2 separate regions of the Homo sapiens genome follow, and region 2 is linked to region 1. A link is an interaction called in ENCODE POLR2A ChIA-PET data of the cell type or tissue named here. Cell type or tissue: Caco-2. All regions are shown on one strand. Each heading gives the region's core, and the rest is flanking DNA. Links, peaks and the distances in the headings are about the cores only.

Region 1 (2,931 bases), core at 152-2,651:
TTAGCCAGGTGTGGTAGTGCACACCTGTAGTCCCAGCTTCTTGGGAGCCTGAGTCAGGAGAATCACTTGAACCCAGGAGGCGGAGGTTGCAGTGAGCCGAGACTGTACCACCGCACTCCAGCCTGGGTGACAGAAGGAGATGCTCTCAAAAAAAAAATAATAAAAATAAAATCTTTTCATAAAGCATTTATCACCATTTGTACCTTATTATTTGCTTATTTGTAGGGAGGAGTAGAGAGACATATGGGTCTTATACTTGAGGACATAACCTATTATTGTTGTATTGAAGTTTTATAGTCTTAATTTGGTGTGCAACTTAATATGTTTGCTTTGTTTGATTAATCATGCCTATTTATTGCTCTGTTCCCAGTTAGAATTAAAGCCTTTTGAAGTTTATCATTGTATTTCTAGCACTTAGCACGGTGTCTTTAGTGTGTGTCTCTGCTCTCCCAGATAAAAATATATATTTTTTCCTGTTTTGAGCTTGAAACTTTTACTTACTCTGATGACCTTTTTCTTTAGTTAAATGCTTGTTATCCTCACTAAAAGACATTTAACACTTCAAAAAAGGTTTTATTGTGTCTGATGTAGTTATAAATTTCCCTCGTGTATTTCCTTTTCCTTCTTTCCCAACCCCTGCCAATTTCTTTTTATTTTTATAGGTTGTCACCAAAATATATTGAATTCCCTCAGTATACTTTTAAAGTAGTTGTGATGTTTATATTTAGTAATTCTAAAAGCATGAAAAGGATTTTATACCTTTTTATACTTTGTAGGAGTGTTATATTTTATAAAGATAATATTGGAATTACAAGATGTGTAAATTACCATTGATTATTTACAGGATGAGAAAGTATTTTTTTACAGGATGAGAAAATATTTTTAAGTGCCAGATTTAAAAAATTGTAAGCATTTTTTTAAGTCTTTTGGGCAATTGGCGTATTTTGTTTTTATCAGACACTAAAATTGTGGTATAGTTTAAAAGTTAAAAATTTTGGTAGTTATGAAATTACCCCATCTAGCCTTTGTTGAACTGCTTTTTAAAATCCATTACTGAGCTTTTGAAATGTGAGACAGGGTAACAAACACAAGAAGCCATGTTTGCTCCTTTCTGCTTGCCAGCATAATTTGACAAATCCCCCGACTCTATGACAATGTGCAGCTCTCTGGAGGAATGCCTTGAAGACAAAACAGAGGAGAGCACAGAGTCCCCCATGTCTCTTCCCTGAGTCACTACATTCCTTAAAAGATAAATGAGCCCAGCCTTGCCTTTTCTTACCTGAGATAACGTCCAGTGGGGTTAGTGATCATGTTTCTGCAATCCGTAACCGAATGCACTTTAGAAATCTATAACCAGATGTACTCTTAAACCCAGACCTTGAGGTGATTCTGCTTTAATGTAACTTCTGTTTGACGTGATTTTGCACATACTAAACCTCTACCACCTGTATGTACGCAGCGGGCTGAAACGCTGCTTGGGAGTGGTCTTACAGATTGCCCTGTAGCTCCCAGGCCATAGGCCTTAGTCTGTAGTCCTCAGTAAGACTTCTGAGTAAAGCTACTTCAATTCTTTAAAAATTTGACTTTATTCTTTAGTCAACAGAAACCAGTTAATCACACTGCATCCCAATTATTTCCTTATAGATATCTGAGCTGCATGAGGATTTTTAATTTTTGTGTCCTTTAGGCACTCAAAGATTATTTGTTAAATAAATAAGTGAAATGGTGTTGACTTAAAAATCAATTCTAAGCATGGTCAGCTTTCTAATCTCTGTTACCTTGTTATTTGCAGGTTTTGAATTAAAATATAAAAGTACACTGAGTGGGCACTGTGCTCCTGTTCTGGCTTGTGCTTTTTCCCATGATGGGCAGATGCTAGTCTCAGGGTAAGCTAGTTGGTTTAATTTTCCTAAACCATTTTTATATGAAATCAAACAGACACACGGAAAAGTACATGAAACCTCAAAGAATAGCTTGATGAGCCACCACAAAGGTCAAGAAATAGAACATTGCTGGTTCTGCCCCAGAAGCCCTCCCCTTGCAAGTGCCCCTTTTTGGTGACAACATGTTAGATCATATGCACTACTGCTGTTTTCTTTAAAACTGACCTAAAACAAATTATGCAATATGAATTATTTTGTCAGGCTTCCTGTACCCAACATTACACTTGTGACATTAATTCATATTATTGCCTGGAGCTGTGGCCCTTTGATTTTCATTGCTGTGTAATATTCCATGGCATGGATACATTATAATATATATAATAGTTCATTTTAATGTTAATGGTTATATGATTGTTTCTGGTTTGAGGGCATTACAATAATAATTCTATGAATATATTGTATGTCCTGGTGTACATGTTCATGCATTTCTGTAAGATAAGTACATAGGAATGGCCTTGCTGAGTCATAGAATACGTGCATTTTCAACTTTGGCAGATAACAACAGTTTCCAAGTGGCTGAACAATTAATACTTCTATAGCAGTGTTGTTTTGTATCCTAGCCTGTACTTGGTATTGTGAGTGTTTAAAATTTTAGCCGTTCTGATGAGTGTGTAGTGTTGCCTTACTATGGTTTTAATTTGCGTTTCCCCAGAACAAAGTGGTTGGAACCTTTTCAGAAGTTTATTAGCCATATGTATTTTCTCTTGTATGAAGTGCCTGTTCATGCCTCCGGCCCATTTTTTTCTCTAGGTTATCTTTTTCTTACTGATTTGTTGTTATATATGTATGTGTGTGTGTGTGTATTTTTATATTTGAGCCATTTGTTGCTAGTTGCAAATATATTTTCCCAGCCTCTAGATTTGCCTTTTCACAGTTTATAATTTTAGTGTAGTCAGCTTCTTTATGTTCTGAGGTCATGAAGATATTTTCCTATATTCTAAGACCTTCATTGTTTTGCCTTTCACACTTAATGTGTATGATGTGCAAT
Region 2 (2,931 bases), core at 174-2,673, 400 kb before region 1:
CAGGCGTGGTGGCTCATGCCTGTAATCCCAGCGCTTTGGGAGGCCGAGGCAGGTGGATCACGAGGTCGGGAGTTCAAGACCAGCCTGGCCAAGATGGTGAAACCTCATCATTACTAAAATACAAATATTAGCCGGGTGCGGTGGTAGGTGCCTGTAATCCCAGCTACTCGGGAGACTGAGGCAGGAGAATCACCTGAACCTGGGGGGTGGAGGTTGCAGTGAGCCTAGATCGCACCACTGCACTCCAGCCTGGGTGACAGTGAGACTCCGTCTCAAAAAAAGAAAAAGCCGAACGTAGGGGGTGCGCCTGTATTCCCAGTCACTTGGGAGGCTGAGGTGAGAGGATAGCTTAAGCCTGTGAGGTGGAAGTTGCAGTGAGCTAGGATCACGCCACTGCACTCCAGCCTGGGTGACAGTGAGACCCGATCTCAAAAAAAAAGAAACAAAGGTAATTGAAACCTTTCACTTAGAAAAGCTGGGATTTCGTTATATTCTTTAAAGAGATGATATATGGGGAAATATGAAAATAGGTAGATAATTATGAAATCAGTTGGGGAAATCTGGAGAATCATTTTCTGTACATTATTTTAGATAAAATTGTACCTTAATTATCTCCAAAAAATAATTGATCCGTTTTTTAGTATTTCTTCAGATTGTCTTTCTTTGGTTTCACAATTCTATAACTGGAGAGGTTTCCCTTTATAAAACTCTACATACATTGCTATCATATTTTCACCTTAAACTTATTCCCTCATATCCTATCTTCACCAGAAATAGTGAATAGCTTCACTGATGTATACAAATTTTTCCTATCTATGATTCAGGAATCAGAGGATTTTTACAGTTAATGGGCTCATTTAACATTTGTTAAACTGTATTCTGTTGTGCGTTTTTTTTTTTAACTGAAGAAGTGTGATGTGTTGATAACTTTAAAAAATTTTTAATATTTTATTGCCTCTTTAATTTACTTATTATAATAGAGACAGTCTCAAATTCCTGGCCTCAAGTGATTCTCCCACCCAGGCTTCCCAAAGTGCTAGGATTACAAGTAAGAGCCTCTGTGCCAGCTTATAATAAATCTTATTCCAGTCTAAAATGAGAGGATTCTGTCTTGTCCTCCCCAGTTCCGTATTTGTGTGTTCCTTCTCTTCCAGTGAGGTACTCTGGCTCCCCAAGAGCGTTTTATATATTTACTCATTTGCTTAATGCTGCGACAAATACAAAATCATACAAAAATGCTGCTCCAATGTTATTACAAACAATAGACTTTTAAGGTAGAGCTCAAGAAATTTTTGCATTTCTCTTTATTTTCCAGTGAAAGGTATATACTTCAAATACTGTGTTCAGAAATTATTTGGATTAGTTATTTTCCTTGTTCTATATGGCTATGTTATTTATTCAGAAATCCTTACATTTATTTGTTTCTTCAGGTATTCAACTTTAGGTTTTCCCCATTCTTTTTTTTTTTTTTTTAAGACGGAGCTTCATTCTTGTCACCCAGGCTGGACTGCAATGGCGCAATCTCAGCTCACTGCAACCTCTGCCTCCCAGGTTCAAGTGATTCTCCTGCCTCAGCCTCCCAAGTAGCTGGGATTACAGATGCGTGCCACCACACCCGGCTAATTTTTGTATTTTTTAGTAGAGATGCAGTTTCACCATGTTGGCCAGGCTGGTCTCCAACTAATAACATGAAGTGATCGGCCCACCTCAACCTCCCAAAGTGCTGGGAATGCAGGCATGAGCCACCGCGCCCAGCCTCCATTCTTTTTTCTTTTCTTTTCTTCTCTTCTCTTTTCTTTTCTTTTCTTCCCTTCCCTTCCTTTTCCTTTTCTTTCTTTCTTTTTTTTTTTTTTCTGAGACAGAGTCTCACTTCGTTGCCCAGGCTGGAGTGCAATGGTGTGATCACAGCTTACTGCAGCCCTCACTTAGTGGGCTCAGGTGATCCTCCCATCTCAGACTCCCAAGTAACTGGGACTACAGGCACATGCCACCACACTCAGGTAGTTTTTGTAGAGACAAGGTTTCACTATGTTGCCTAGGCTGGTCTTGAACTCCTTGGCTCAAGCAATCTGCCCACCTCAGCCTTGCAAAGTGCTTGGGATTACAAGTATCAGCCACTGCATCTGACGTGCCTGTTCTTTTAAATTAAAAAAAAAAATTAATTATGTCATTTACTCTTAAATGTTCTTAAATAAAAACTATACAAAAATATGTAATCAATGAAATGTCATTCCTTCTTCTGTCCCTTCTACTCTTTCACTCATCTTCTTTAGATAACTAGTTTTTTTCATTTCTGGTTATCATTCCTCTACAGGATTTGTTTGTTCTACTTTTTGGTTTTCATTCTGTGTGTGTGCGAAAATATGTATATCTTCACATGTAATTATATATTCTTATTTCTTTCAGAAAATATAGCTACTCTATGTACTTTTTTATAGTTTTGATTTGTTTGATTTTTGGCTAATATATCGTGGATATATTTTTATCAGTTCATAGATATCTTCATTTTTTTTTTTACAGCTACATAATTTGTGATGTGCAGTCTGTGGGTGTCCATAGTTTAACCTACTAATGTAAGAGCATTTATGTGTTTTTCCTGTGGTTTGCAATTACAAATAATGCTACAATTCATCACCTTGTACATACATATTTTTATGCATTTAGAGCTGTATATTCAGGGTAAATTCCAGAAATGGAATTGTTAAATCAAAGGATAAACACTTTTGTAGTTTTGTTTGACGTTGCCAAATTCTTCCCTATAGAGATTATAGCATTTTATATCCCACCAGCAATGGTTAAGTTCCTATTTCCTCACAGCCTCACCAACAGAGTAATTGTCAAACTTTAGAGTTTTTACTGGTCTAAAGGTAAGAAATGGTATCTTAGTGTAGTTTTAATTTGCATTTGCCTCATGAAAGTGAAGCTGAATGT

What was found. ChIA-PET counts read pairs that join two places held together with the same protein. Peaks named below come from ENCODE experiments on the same cell type or tissue, not always from the same donor. Only the 100,000 strongest peaks of a DNase experiment are listed, where the experiment ranks them.
Region 2: POLR2A ChIA-PET joins it to region 1 with 6 read pairs; 2 of 35 experiments call an interaction of 5 or more read pairs at or near these places.

The regions. Positions count from the first base shown.
Region 1 is chr2:159,270,657-159,273,587 of GRCh38, reverse strand. WDSUB1 (WD repeat, sterile alpha motif and U-box domain containing 1) reads left to right here. Exons shown (of 11, transcript NM_001128212.3): 5 at 1,793-1,886. Among named protein-coding and RNA genes, the nearest start is that of WDSUB1, 15 kb to the left of the region's middle. RefSeq lists enhancers at 901-1,400, 1,401-1,902. In Caco-2, for the core only: no CTCF peak of the experiment used is centred there; a DNase peak (open chromatin) is centred at 1,177.
Region 2 is chr2:159,673,259-159,676,189 of GRCh38, reverse strand. It overlaps a transcript of BAZ2B not described here. Among named protein-coding and RNA genes, the nearest start is that of MARCHF7, 38 kb to the left of the region's middle. In Caco-2, for the core only: no CTCF peak of the experiment used is centred there; no DNase peak of the experiment used is centred there.